Linked DNA regions of Mus musculus: region 2 is linked to region 1. A link is a loop called in an ENCODE intact Hi-C map of the cell type or tissue named here. Cell type or tissue: heart. All regions are shown on one strand. Each heading gives the region's core, and the rest is flanking DNA. Links, peaks and the distances in the headings are about the cores only.

The links. Hi-C counts contacts between places; a loop is a spot of excess contacts. Peaks named below come from ENCODE experiments on the same cell type or tissue, not always from the same donor. Only the 100,000 strongest peaks of a DNase experiment are listed, where the experiment ranks them.
Region 2: it touches region 1 in a loop (1.9-fold over the local background); 2 of 42 quality-filtered maps call a loop at or near these places.

What each region holds. Positions count from the first base shown.
Region 1 is chr16:90,011,927-90,018,054 of GRCm38, reverse strand. It overlaps a transcript of Tiam1 not described here. Among named protein-coding and RNA genes, the nearest start is that of Tiam1, 54 kb to the right of the region's middle. In heart, for the core only: no CTCF peak of the experiment used is centred there; a DNase peak (open chromatin) is centred at 3,204; H3K27ac peaks cover 257 bases.
Region 2 is chr16:90,078,377-90,084,504 of GRCm38, reverse strand. It overlaps a transcript of Tiam1 not described here. Among named protein-coding and RNA genes, the nearest start is that of Gm10789, 61 kb to the left of the region's middle. In heart, for the core only: no CTCF peak of the experiment used is centred there; a DNase peak (open chromatin) is centred at 3,174.

The DNA of each region.
Region 1 (6,128 bases), core at 706-5,705:
TTCTCCTAAGAGCTGGGATTCCCTGTCTCACTTGCAGGGTGTCAGTGGTAGGTGGCCATGGTAGTGCCCTGAAGAGAACAGCAGGACTGTCTAGGAAATTTTGTGTTATTTAGAGCAGTTGATATGTGTGTAGGATTAGCCACAGAACTGGAAAAACTTTGACAGGGCAGGCTTTCTGAGAGACTGACTGGATTTGGTGATGATGGTGATGGTGATATGGTGGTGATGATGGTGATGGTGATATGATGGTGATAGTGATGTGATGGTGATGGTGATTATTATTATTATTTAATGAAAGGTGGTTGAGGGTTGGGCCACTGATATCCCAAACATTTAGATTAGTTCCTTTTTGGATGGCACTGTCTGTGACTCATAAACTCTACTTACAAGTTCAGGTTTTAGGCTGTTTGGGGCCAGGGATGTCAGCATGGTCCAGTCCTCTGTCCCTCTACTTGGTACTATATGGGTTCTTCTAGAATAGTGACTGTACTTCCTTTTAGCTTGGATTCACAGGATTTGGAATGCGTGTGCTCAATGTAAGTTCATTACATTATTAACTAGAAGACCTAAGTGTATGGCCAGAGTTGTAAGAGTATATAGTTCACTGAGAAGTGCTGGGTGTGTGGTAAACATTGTTCTGAACCTTTGCACATATTAATTTATTTAATATGCATGAGAATCTGATGAGGTAGGATCCTAAGCCTATTATTATTTCAATTTTACAAACATAAACTTGCAGAGAAAGTTTGAGCAATTTGCCAGCAGCGACTCTAGTCATATATGGGGCATGCACGTCAGCAGATGCTAGAATGATTTGAGCCACCCCCCTCCCCCAATAGATTTTTTTTTTATTCCACATCACTGCCCTGTAGCCCCTCCCCCAAGTTCTTAAAAGGTAGAACATTTTAGGAATACCTGAATGGGAACCAGCTCTAAAGAGAATATTGAGTCATCTATATTCTCTGTCTCTGTCGTCTCCGTCTGTGTGTCCCGTTCCCCCCCCCCCCCCGCCAATTTATGTTAGGTGACACTTGAGATAGGGCAGGGAACTGGTGTGTGTGTGTGTGCTCTGTGTGAATAATTGGTATTGCTCAAAGGAGGTTGGTCTTTGAGTAGAATTCAGGGGAGAGCTGTGGACCCCAGTTAATTAGTCTTCCCTAACATGGTATATAGAGGTTTGCTGGAGTTAAATCCTAAGAATATGGGGGTGAGAGTCTGACACTACCCACACTGTGTTCATTGGAGGGAGAAATTCTAAGAGCAAGGCACCATGCATGGCAGAGCCATGCTGGGAGTTGGGCATGGTGAGGTTAGGCTACAAACACTGGCTTCCCGGACCCCTTGAAGAGGACGTGAACCCTGATGAAGGAACCGCTTAGGGCTGCCTCTCAATGTTGGGCTGGCGGGGTCCCTGGATTGTGTCTGTAAGTCCTGAGGGTCAGTATTCAAAACAACAAACTTTTTAAGGGCAAGTGACATGGTGGGAATCAAATGCTGTGCTAAGCGACCAGTGTCCCAGGGGTTATTTTATTTTGTAATAATAATAGACTTAGAAGGAGTCGAGGAATAACACAAAGAAGTCCTGTGTATCCGTTCCCAGTGATGACAGCTTAAATAGAATGCGTGATTAAAAAAAACCAGGAAACAGATATTGCACAATACAAAATAAAAATATTGACCCCAGTGGAATCTTACCAGTTTTTGTAGACCTCTCCAGCCCCCACTGCCCTGTAATAGACTTGTAAAAGTAAAGTGGTGTGAAATCTAAGCAGTGATTTTTGGTGAGCAAGAGAAACCCTTACTGAAATACAATAAATATTTCACAGACAGATGGTTTTCACATAGCACTGTTGGCCAGAGCGTTTCTAACATGGCTGACAGTGGAGTGGAATGTGAAGACCAGCAGCTGAGATGTGGAACACGGACCAAGAAGCCTGCTTGTTTTCATTTATGGTCTTGGAACTCTTTGTGGATATTATCGTCATTTTTTGTTGCCTTTCCAGAAGGAAGATATTTTCTAGAGATAGAGGGTAATTCAAGGTCCTCGGGTCGCCCAGGCATCCGGAGCTCCTGGGCAAAGATAAACAGATCCCCCCCCCCACCTCTCTTTTTCTCTGGAAAGGCAGGGGTTTTGACTTATCAGATAAAAGGTATGAGTGACAGGCACAAAGATCATGATACAATTTCATGGTAACTTCAAGAGTGGATTTGTTTTAAAAATGACAGCCTGGATGAAATGGGCTAAGTGTCGCTTGCCTGGCTTGCTGGTGGTTAATTCTCCTGCCCTGAAGATCCCGCCACTCTTTGCTGAGGCTTCCAATTAGCCCCTGTCAATGTCTGCCCTGGATTTGAGCTATTTGTGGGAGTGCCTGTCTTCTTGGCTCAAAGAGGGCATTCTTTGATGGCAGGGACTATCTAAATAATTAAAAACAAAACAAAACAAACAAACAAACAAACCCAACCCTCCTCCTCCTTTCTCCCATTATCAAGTAAGATGCTCTGAGAGGCATGGACCACTTCCAGACTCATCCTTACCCCAGTCTCACTTCTTCATGTATTTACCTGGGCCTTGGCTTACAGGTTTGTGTATTTGGAGTCAACAGGCTTCGTTCGTGTTGGATGATTGTCATTTTGGCTTGTTTTAAGTTCTTGGTCCAGTGGAAAAGCATTAAAAAAACAGTCAGAGAACTTAATAGATCTTCTTTAAAAACTGTTGCTAAGTTCTTGTTTGTTTTTCCATGCAGTGCAGGACTATTTTTTAAAGTAAAAGCACTTGCCTTCCCTGCTGCAGCTGCTTACTTGTGAGGTGTTTACCTAAGGCTTTTCTGAGTCATCAGTGGCTACCTTTGGGCGTCCTGGTTTTAGGGTGGTTGGCAGTGGCCTGTGAATGTGACCTTCTCAGATTGCCATGTCACGTGTGGCCTTGTTTTAGGGATGGGGTGGACCTACAGGAAGATCTATTTTTCACTTTTTTCCTTCCCACATGGAGGACTCAGACGGGTAACAGCATGTCTTCCAGATAGCTTTAGCTATGATGCAAAGTGAACTAGCCCTGTCAAATGGATACCCAGAAGAACGGTGTTATTGAGGGGTCATGAGACATACCACGGATGGTCGGCACTGTGAAGGAGTGGAGCAGGAAGTCTGGAGGGACTGCATTGACTCCACACAGTCTGTGTGTTCCGCTGGTCTTGGCGGACTCTGCTGTTGCCCTGCCTTGGCCAGCTTTCTTCCTTGACTCCTTGCCTCAGAGGTCTCAGACTCATTACTCCCCAAACGGCTTAGACTTGGCACTGAGTGCTCTCGTCCGTTCTTCATGACCATTCCTCTAGATAAATGGCTTAGTCTCTTGGTGTCTCCGGCCCAGATTTCTAAGTCAGAGTCTGGCTGTTTCTGGGAAGAAGGAGACATGTCTCCCCTCAGGTGGGCTGAGACTGGCCTAGGCAGGCACACACACAGCAGAGGTGGTGGGAGCGATGGTTGGCGTGGCTACCCTGTTCCAAGAAAAGAACAATTCACCATTGTTTATGTTTGGCTCTCGCCTGCATTGCAAAGGCCCAGCCTTGACTTGCTTGGCTGTTGAGTCTTCCCCGCCGTCGTCTCATCTCCAGTCAGTAGAATGAAGAGACCGCGTTGATGTGTTAGAATCTGTTCATAGGTGATGACATGATTAGTCCTGATACAGTCCTTGTATGCCTGACTCAGCAGTGGATATTCAAGGGTTAATTTAGAAAACACTTCAAGCCAGGTGTGGTGGTATGCAGCTGAGGATCGGGAGTTCGAGCCCAGCCTGGCAACATAGTCGTGTGCAGTCTGGACTACAGGATGGGAACTGTCAAGAGAGACAAGAAGAAAGGAGAGGGGTGAGGGAGACACAAACAAGGAGGCCTTTAACCCGAAACTTGCCTCTTTATATCCAATTTTTTACTTTGGGGATCTTAGCATTGACTTAAAAATACATATGGTAGTGGGTTTGGAGGTCACTGGATGACAGTAATACAGTGACAGAGTGGCAAAGGAAGACGACAAATGCACAAAACCACAGGCCCCTTTTGTGTCTAGCCGCTGTATCTCCTGTTAGCTGAGTTCATCGAACCTGTTTCTTACCCGAGGTGGAGTGAGAGTATAGTCCAGTGCCTGTGTTACGGGAGTCGGTGAGCTTTTACAATCTAAGGTACTGTTCTGGGTCCGGGGTCCAGGAGCTATAAGGATCTTGCTTTCTGGAGCTGTGTACTGTCATAGCTCTGCCTTCCAGTTTATATACCAAAAGGAGCCGAGAGCTTACATTTCCTTCCAATTCTGTCAAAACTTAGTTTTATTTGATAAATAGGACCATGCAGCACACAGGTGGCATAATTTGTCTTATAGCAAATGTGGGCTGGTCGGGGCCCGTGTGCATTCCCGCCCTCACGAGCGATGGAGAATCAATAAAAATGTCAACTTTTCCTCGAAAGCTCCAGTTTTGAAGGCAAATGCTAAGTTAGCTTGTTTGCATTAAGGGAATAAATAAAACTGAAGACAGACATTTAATGGGCTGGTGTCTTGGCTTTGATGTCCGAGCGAGGCAAGGCTTTCCTGTCTGGGCAGGGGACACTTCGTTGTTTTTATGAACTCAAAGTTAAAAATCTTAATGGGTTTTAATGACCGTAAATGTCGTATTGAATTTCAGCTTGGGAGGTTTCAGATAACACCCCTCCCTAATTGGGGTGTTTTCCTCATCTCTTGGGTTATAATATATACCCAAGACACAAAATCTTCCAATTAAAAAAAAAATAAAAAAAACTTGGAATTTTGTAACTTTTACTCTGAGAAACATAAACTTTTGAGATCTTTTAGCCAAAGGAAAATATTTTTTCCCTCTGTGGACCCAAACAGTCCATTCTGTCAGCCAAAAGGAGTAATTTCCTTTCCCTGTCGGGGGGTTTGACGTCATAATGTATGCAATTAATCAATTTAGATGATCTAACTAAGCTTTATTCTTTTAAGGGAAATATTAATAGATTGTTATAATACTCTAAGTCCAAAGCATTCCAGTTTGAAATGAAACCAAGAATTTTACAATGCACTGGTGGGGATTTCAAGGAGGAAACCTCTCTTGCCTTGTAGACATGTTTTATGTATGTATGTATGTATACATATGCACACACATGTATGGGAATTTACATGCTAAGTTAGATGAACAACCACGGTCACAAGCGTTCATTGCTCTGACATAGCCTTGTAACAAACAAATCTGTCTTATGGAGTTACCTCCCCCTCTTAGTTCTGGCAAAGAGAGCCTTTGATTACGTGGGAAGAGCAGGGAGGAAGAAGAGACGTTGAGACTGACAGCTGCTTCACCATCAGATAACAGGCTAAGTGGTCGGGTGGTCAGCTTCGTGACCTCACGCCACACAGACTTGTTCTCCCAAGTAGCCAAAGCTCTTGTTATTTAAATTGATACCCAGGGACCAAGCAAGCATCATCCCACACTCGAGAATGACAAGCTATACCTCAGGGTGGTCAAGTTCTGCCTGTACCAAGAATCTGAGGAAGACAGCACGGCTGGCATCGAGATCAGCGTAGTTGGATGTTTGACATGGCTGTATCTGTTTCATTTTGAGTAGATTAAAATTATGTGATTTTTATTTAAAATATACATCCTCACATGTCCCTTGATGGCACACACCATTACTGTTACATGGGAAACCAGGCCTGGTCTCCCTCCGGCTCACCTTTTCCTTTTCCTTAGTTTTGCTCATTCAGAGAGACAGCACAAAAAGTAAGATTGTTTTAAAATTTTCCATGCCACCCTGAGAACAGGTGCTCCCTTTGTGAATTCAAGGGGGTGAACTCATGTGGCCATGTCAGCCTGTTTCAGCCCCGGTTCTGAGGAACAAAGGCGTGTTCTTCGCTCTGAAGATTGACGTTTGCCTGCAGAGATTAGGCACTTCCTGTGACCCCGGGGTCCCAAGGCTGCTGTTGCAGAGGGGGACGTCAAAGGAAGCCCAGTGAGGCCTATGGGCCTTGTGGCTGCACAGGGGCAGGCCACAGCTTGCTCAGGCCTTCTCCAGGGCGCTCACAGCTCACATTCCACAGCACGGCACTGAAAAGCCTCCACTTCCTTTGTTCTCTCTGAATGGCCAGTG
Region 2 (6,128 bases), core at 627-5,626, 67 kb before region 1:
GCACGGTACCTGCTGCACTCACTCTGTGGCTTATGTCTGAGGTGGGGCTGAGCCCTTGCCTTCTGAGGGAGACCCTACCACCCTACGCCCCTGTTGTTATTTCTGAGCTTGCGGCACACTGGGCTGGTGTCCAGAGTTGGACAGCTGGTAAGTAAATGGAAAAGCCCTCCAATTTGGTATCAGTCTGTTGTGACCACCGCTGGTTTGCAGTGTAAGTAGAATCGGAGTTCCCAAGAGAGGGAGGTTCAGGGTGGAGTAGTGACTGCGTTACATTTAATGTTGAGCCGGGAAGGCCATGGGTGTGCTCATCATAGCACCTCTTCCTCCATTGTTTTATGTTTTGTATTTTAAGTGTGTGTGTGTGCACATATAGGTGTGTGTGCTTGTGTTTTGTAGGTGTGTTTGCACACACGTGTATGCATGTGTAGGTGTGTGACTGCACATATGTATGCATATGTAGGCATGTGTGTATGTGTGTATATGTGCATGCATAGGTGTGAGTATGTGTGCATGTGTAGGTGTGTGGCATGTGAGAACAATGTCCTCAGAGCCAGAGATGAAGGAGCCCTGTGTCACTGGGTTCCCAGTGTGAGTTGTGAGCACTAGGGACTGAACTCAAGCCATCAGCAGCAGCGTTTGCTCCTAACCTCCGGGCAGTCTCCACCCTTATCCTTTTTTTTTTTTTTTTTGAGATAGGGTTTCTCTATGTAACAGAGTCCCTGGCTGCCCTGGAACTTGCTTTGTAGACCAGACTGGACTCAAACTCACAGAGAACCACCTGCCTCTGTCTCCCGAGTACTAAGATGAAAGGTGTGATCTACCACCTCCCAGTGCATTAAATTATGTCACAGAGAAGCTGCTTCCTACCTGGGGAGGGAGCACATCTCTAATTTCGCTTTTCAGTGACTTTAGCAGCTGACTTAGGAGCTCCCAAATACTCTCAGATCATTGGGGGTTTCCCTCTTTCTCTTCTTCACGATAGATTACTTTGCTGTTTCTTCAACTCTGGTTTCTAAACTTTGTCTTCAGGACATACAGGGTCCTTCCCCGCAACTCCCCTTTTCTGGGAGTGTTCTTCAAGTAGCCAAAAGCCTCCTTGAAATGGATTTGGTTTCATATAACTTATCCCTCAGTCCAGCATGTGTGAGCCATTAACCTCCTCTTTTCTAGACGCAGCCCAGCTAAGTGTTTTCTTTGCAGCTATCTGTGTTGACTCTGAGGCTGGTCAGACACAGCACCTGGAATCCCATCCCTACCAGTTTCCCATACCTCTTGTCATTTGCTGGTTCTAGTTCACCTCAAACTGTAGAAGTCTGTGTTGATCTGGAAGGAAGTTCTGTCACCAATGTGCTGTCACCAATGTGCTGAGCTCCTCTGTTGCTCTGTCAGGTAAGCCACTGAGTTGCCAGCCCTGCTTCCTCTGTCCCATGGTGTGATCTTAGGGTGGTTTCTGAAGCTGGTCCTTTCAAAACACTTAGTTTTCTCAAGCTCTGAAGTCATATGATGCTGTTTGTGGCCAGCAAGTCTAGACTGTTGGCTGGTACAAGGAAAGAGGAGAAGAGTGGGAGAAGAAAATGGTGTGAGTGGGGACTGTTGTGTCCCACTGTGCCCTCCCCTTCAGTGACAGCTTGCTGAGGTCTCCAGACCAACAGATATTGGCCACACTGAAGTGGCGCTGGTCAGGTATGACACACTTGAATTATTCCAACACTCAGTTTCTCCCCAGCACAGTCAGCTTGTTTCTCTTGGCTTCCTTCATGTGTGCCTGTCCTTTATTTGGTTTGGAAAGCCCAAGTCTACTGTAGCCTTGATGGTTGTCACCAGTAAGGAATCGGTCTTTTTCCTCTTAAAAGTTTACTTGAGACACCGCTTCCCCCTCTTCCTCAAGTAATTGACTTATGCTCTTAATTCAACCCTGTGTGACTTTGTTATTTTTGTATGTGCATTTGGGGATTGTGTAAGTGTGCAAGTTCACTTTTGTGTGCATAGGTAGAGGTCAGAGGTCAACCTGAGTGTCATCCTCAGGAGCCATCTTTCTTGCTTTTAAAGGTAGGATCTCTCATTAGGACCTGGAGATGACCTACTGGGCTAGTCTGACTGGCCCAAGGATCCTTGTCTTTCTTTTTCTCTGGTCCTGAAATTGCAAATAAGTGAGCCCACACTTGTGCTCCACACCTGTGCTTCCACACCTGCGCTTTCACACCTGTGCTTCCACACCTGTGCTTCCACACCTGTGCTCCCACACCTGTGCTCCCACACCTGTGCTCCCACACCTGTGCTCCCACACCTGTGCTTCCAAACTGTGCTTCCACACCTGTACTCCCACACCTGTGTTTCCACACCTGTACTCCCACACCTGCACTCCCACCCCTGTGCTCTCACACCTGTGTTCCTACCTACACCTGTGCTTCCACACCTGTTCTCTGGCACCTGTGCTCCCACACCTGCACTTCCACACCTGTTTTCTATATAGACTCTGGGAGATTGACTGAAGGGCCTTACTTTATGCATGCTAGCACTTTACTAAGGATTCTCTCCCCAGACTCAGGCTTTATAGAAAGAATAAAGGATTCCTGCTTAGGGTACCTCAGTTGGACTCCTGTTTTTCCATGTTAATACGCCTTTGTGGATAGGCAGGTGTGTTAGTGTATTTTATGTTGTTAGAACAAAATGTCTGACACCAGGTAATTTATAAAGAATAGAAGTTTCTTCAGTTCTTGGTTCAGGAGTTTGGGAAGTTTAAGAGCATAGGTTGGCATTGTGGGAGACTTACCTTCTGAAGTCCTAATTATGTCACAAAGAATCACATATAGGGATTATCCATATGCAAATTTGAAAAATGAGTTCTCAACATTTGAAGTTTGTGGGAACGCATTTACACCATAGCATAGCACATAGCACCGTAGCATAGACTGTCTTGCGTGTGGGGGTAGGGTGTCGTGTGACACTGTTTGAATGAAGACCACTGTAGGGGGTTGACTGGTGATAATTAATTGCCTCCTTGTCCTCCTAGAGTTTAGAGCCAACTGATGAACTTAACACAAAATTCAGACAGATGGAGGTCAAAATATTGAGATTATTGTAGTAAAGCTAGCTGGAGAACGGACTTAGAAGTGAGAGCCAGATGGGCTTGTCTGCCAACCTCCCCATGTGCAGGGCTGCCAGCCCTAGGAGCATGGCAGAGAGGACATGAGGCTCAATGACAGTCTGCTCCCTGAGACAGGGCAGGGCTGGGCTGGGCAGGGCAGCATGTACTTGGTATCTTTTCCTGACATTGCCAACCAGGACAGTGTTCCTCTTCCCTGGAAAGGATGAGCTAGCAACTGTATCAGGGGAGGTGAGCCCAGGCTGCAGAAACAAAGTAATGAACCATGTGGAGTCTAACATTCCTAAGAGATCTGGTATCACAGGCCAGGGTTAGTATTTTCTGAGGACATTGTGGGGGAGTCTGTTGTGTGCCTCTTAGCTTCTAGTACTTTGTTGGCAACGTTGCTTTGTTTGTAGATGCATTGCCTCAAGTTCCCCCTTTCTCTTTGGATGTCATCCTCCCTGTGTGCCCATGTCCGAATTCCCCTTCTATATAAGGGACCAGTTGTATTGCGTTAGTGCATACCCGACTCCAGCATGACCTCCTTTTAATCACGTCTAAAATAACTCCATTTTCAAATAAGGCCACAGGGAGTTAGGACTTGCAGTGTGAGTTTTGGGGGTTGTAATGAAGCCTGTAACAGAAGTCGAGGATTTTTAGCTTGCACATATTCACTTTCCCATGAATGAAAAACAAACAAACAAACAAATAAACAATTCAAAAAACAAAAGCCAACACCTTTTCTTCCTAGTGTCCAATGAGCTAGGGATTAGCATCCGGTGAGTCCTCTGGAGTCCTTTCATGATGGAATAAGCCATGTCCTCCTCCCTCTCCCACCCCTCTTCCTAGCCAGTGCTGGGGCCATTTGGACTGTTTTTGGACATAGGGTCTTTTCATGAACATTTAGGCTTTGCAGAATCATCACTATAGGGCTCGGTGCAGTAGGAATGGTGTTCTAAAGGCTCAGGCACAGCCTTTAAGCCTGGTAAGTATGAGCACAGGAAAGCATAGGAAGACTGAGGGACAAGGTGACCATTTGCAAGTCAAGAAGAAAGGCTTGCCCCAGAAACCAACCGTGACAGTAACTGGACATGGGATTTCTGGCCTCCAGGACTGTTTGAAAACAAGTTTCTCCTCTATATTAGTTTCTGTTGTGTTTATAAAGAGATAAAGAGAGGAGGAATATGTTTAGTGAAGGTGTAATCAGATATGGGGTAAGGGGGTGCCTGTGAGAGCCCATGCTGAGGCATCCCTTCCCCATGAGGGACCAGCCACACGATGGTGTAGTTTAGAGTTTATTCAGGGAGTTGAGAGGGAGGTAGAGACAGAGAAAGGCAGAGAAGTAGAGGAGTAGAGGCTAGCCATAAGCACATGGAGTGGGGGTGAGGGCAATGGGGAGAGAGGGGGAAGGGGTGAGGACAGTACAGGAACAAGAGAGCAAGAGAGTGAGGAGGGGGCGAGCAGCCCCTTGTATAGCGAGTCTGGCATACCTGGCTGATCTTAGATAAAATGCTAACAGTTTTGTTGCTATAACAAAATGTTTGTCAAAAGCAACTTAAGGGCGAGGTTTAAAGCTTGTGGCAGCAGGAGTAGCAGGGGCCACAAGGTATCATGGGCAACCAGGAAGCTGTGGACACTGCCGCTCAGCACACCCGTCTTTATGTAGTCCAGGACAGACACCCTTAGAACGGTGCCACACACATTTAGGGTGGGTCTCCCTACCTCTGTCAGCTTTATCTAGAAACGTGGCCATGCTTAGAGCTCTGTCTTCTGAGGTACTGTAAATCCCCTCAGGCTGGCGGGCGGTATCAGCCATCTTGTTGAAGCCACTTGGTTTGTGTTATACCGCGATGGTGGCGTGACACCTGTCCTTCCTCCTGAGGATGGTGACAGCAGTCCTGTGTGGGCACTGGCGTCCTGTGAGTGCTCTTCCTCGTTCATCCCAGGTCTCCCTTTAATGGACTGGGCTGTCTCTGGAACAGAGAGCTAATGCGGTTTGCTTCAAGCCACTTCCGTGGCTTAGGCAATAGACCCCACGGGTGGACACTAATGCCTTTCAAGCTCACTTGAGTAAATCCAGGGCAAATATATTTAATTCCTTAGTTAAAAATGCAATCCATTGTGACATGTGAATGTCATTGACTGGCAAAGAAGTGAAACAAAGTGGGTCAGTGACACACTGCACTGCTTTGTGACAAATGTAGGTTAACTGACTTAATGGGAAGCTGCGGTCCACTCTAGCGGTGAGTGGACTGGAGATGCGCTAAGCCTTTAAAATCTCCTCTGTAGCCACGCCTGGCACAGAAGACACAATGTCCAGGCTGACCTTTCAGGGGCAAATAGTTTTTGTCCTGCTTAAACCACAGCTTAATCCAGAGCTATCCCAAGTACCAAGAACCCAAATGAGTAGCTGCTGTGTGAGTCAGCCGGTGATCGAGTGGGAGCAGCTGAATGGACGGTGACCACAGGGAATTGTAGCCATCACTTAAGAGATCCGAGAGGCAAATAGAGCACTGCCTGAGAATAGTGGGGAGCCCTTCACAGAGGGAGCAAGTGCTTCCGTCCGCAAGGTTTGAGTGTCTGAGCAGTAAACTCCTATGAGGAGAGGTGATTCAGGCAGACAAAACACTGAGCTTATCTGCACGGACACGGGGCATGAGGAGATGCAGTTCCTGGAAGATGTCACCCTTCCACACACTGTCCCATTGTCCCTTCTTCTCCATCAGCGGTACAGTTGGGATAGAGGACTCACAGCTCCCCACCGTCGCCCTCGTCAGCCTGAGAACCCCTCCCCCAAGAGTTTTAGGGACCTCGACTCACAAACCAACACCTGGAGCTCTGATAGTGAAAAGAACTCAGTAGAAGCTGGCTAGGAAGCAGAGTTGGAGACTGAATTAAAGGCATTTTAGTGCAGGCTTATGCAGGACGGTTAGGGGAAGGGTGCATTCAGGGGGAAGTGAGATATAGCCGAGGATGGGTTTTTACAATGGTCATGTAGAGGATGAGGGGAGGGGAATTGTGATTTCTAGGGGGTGGGAGA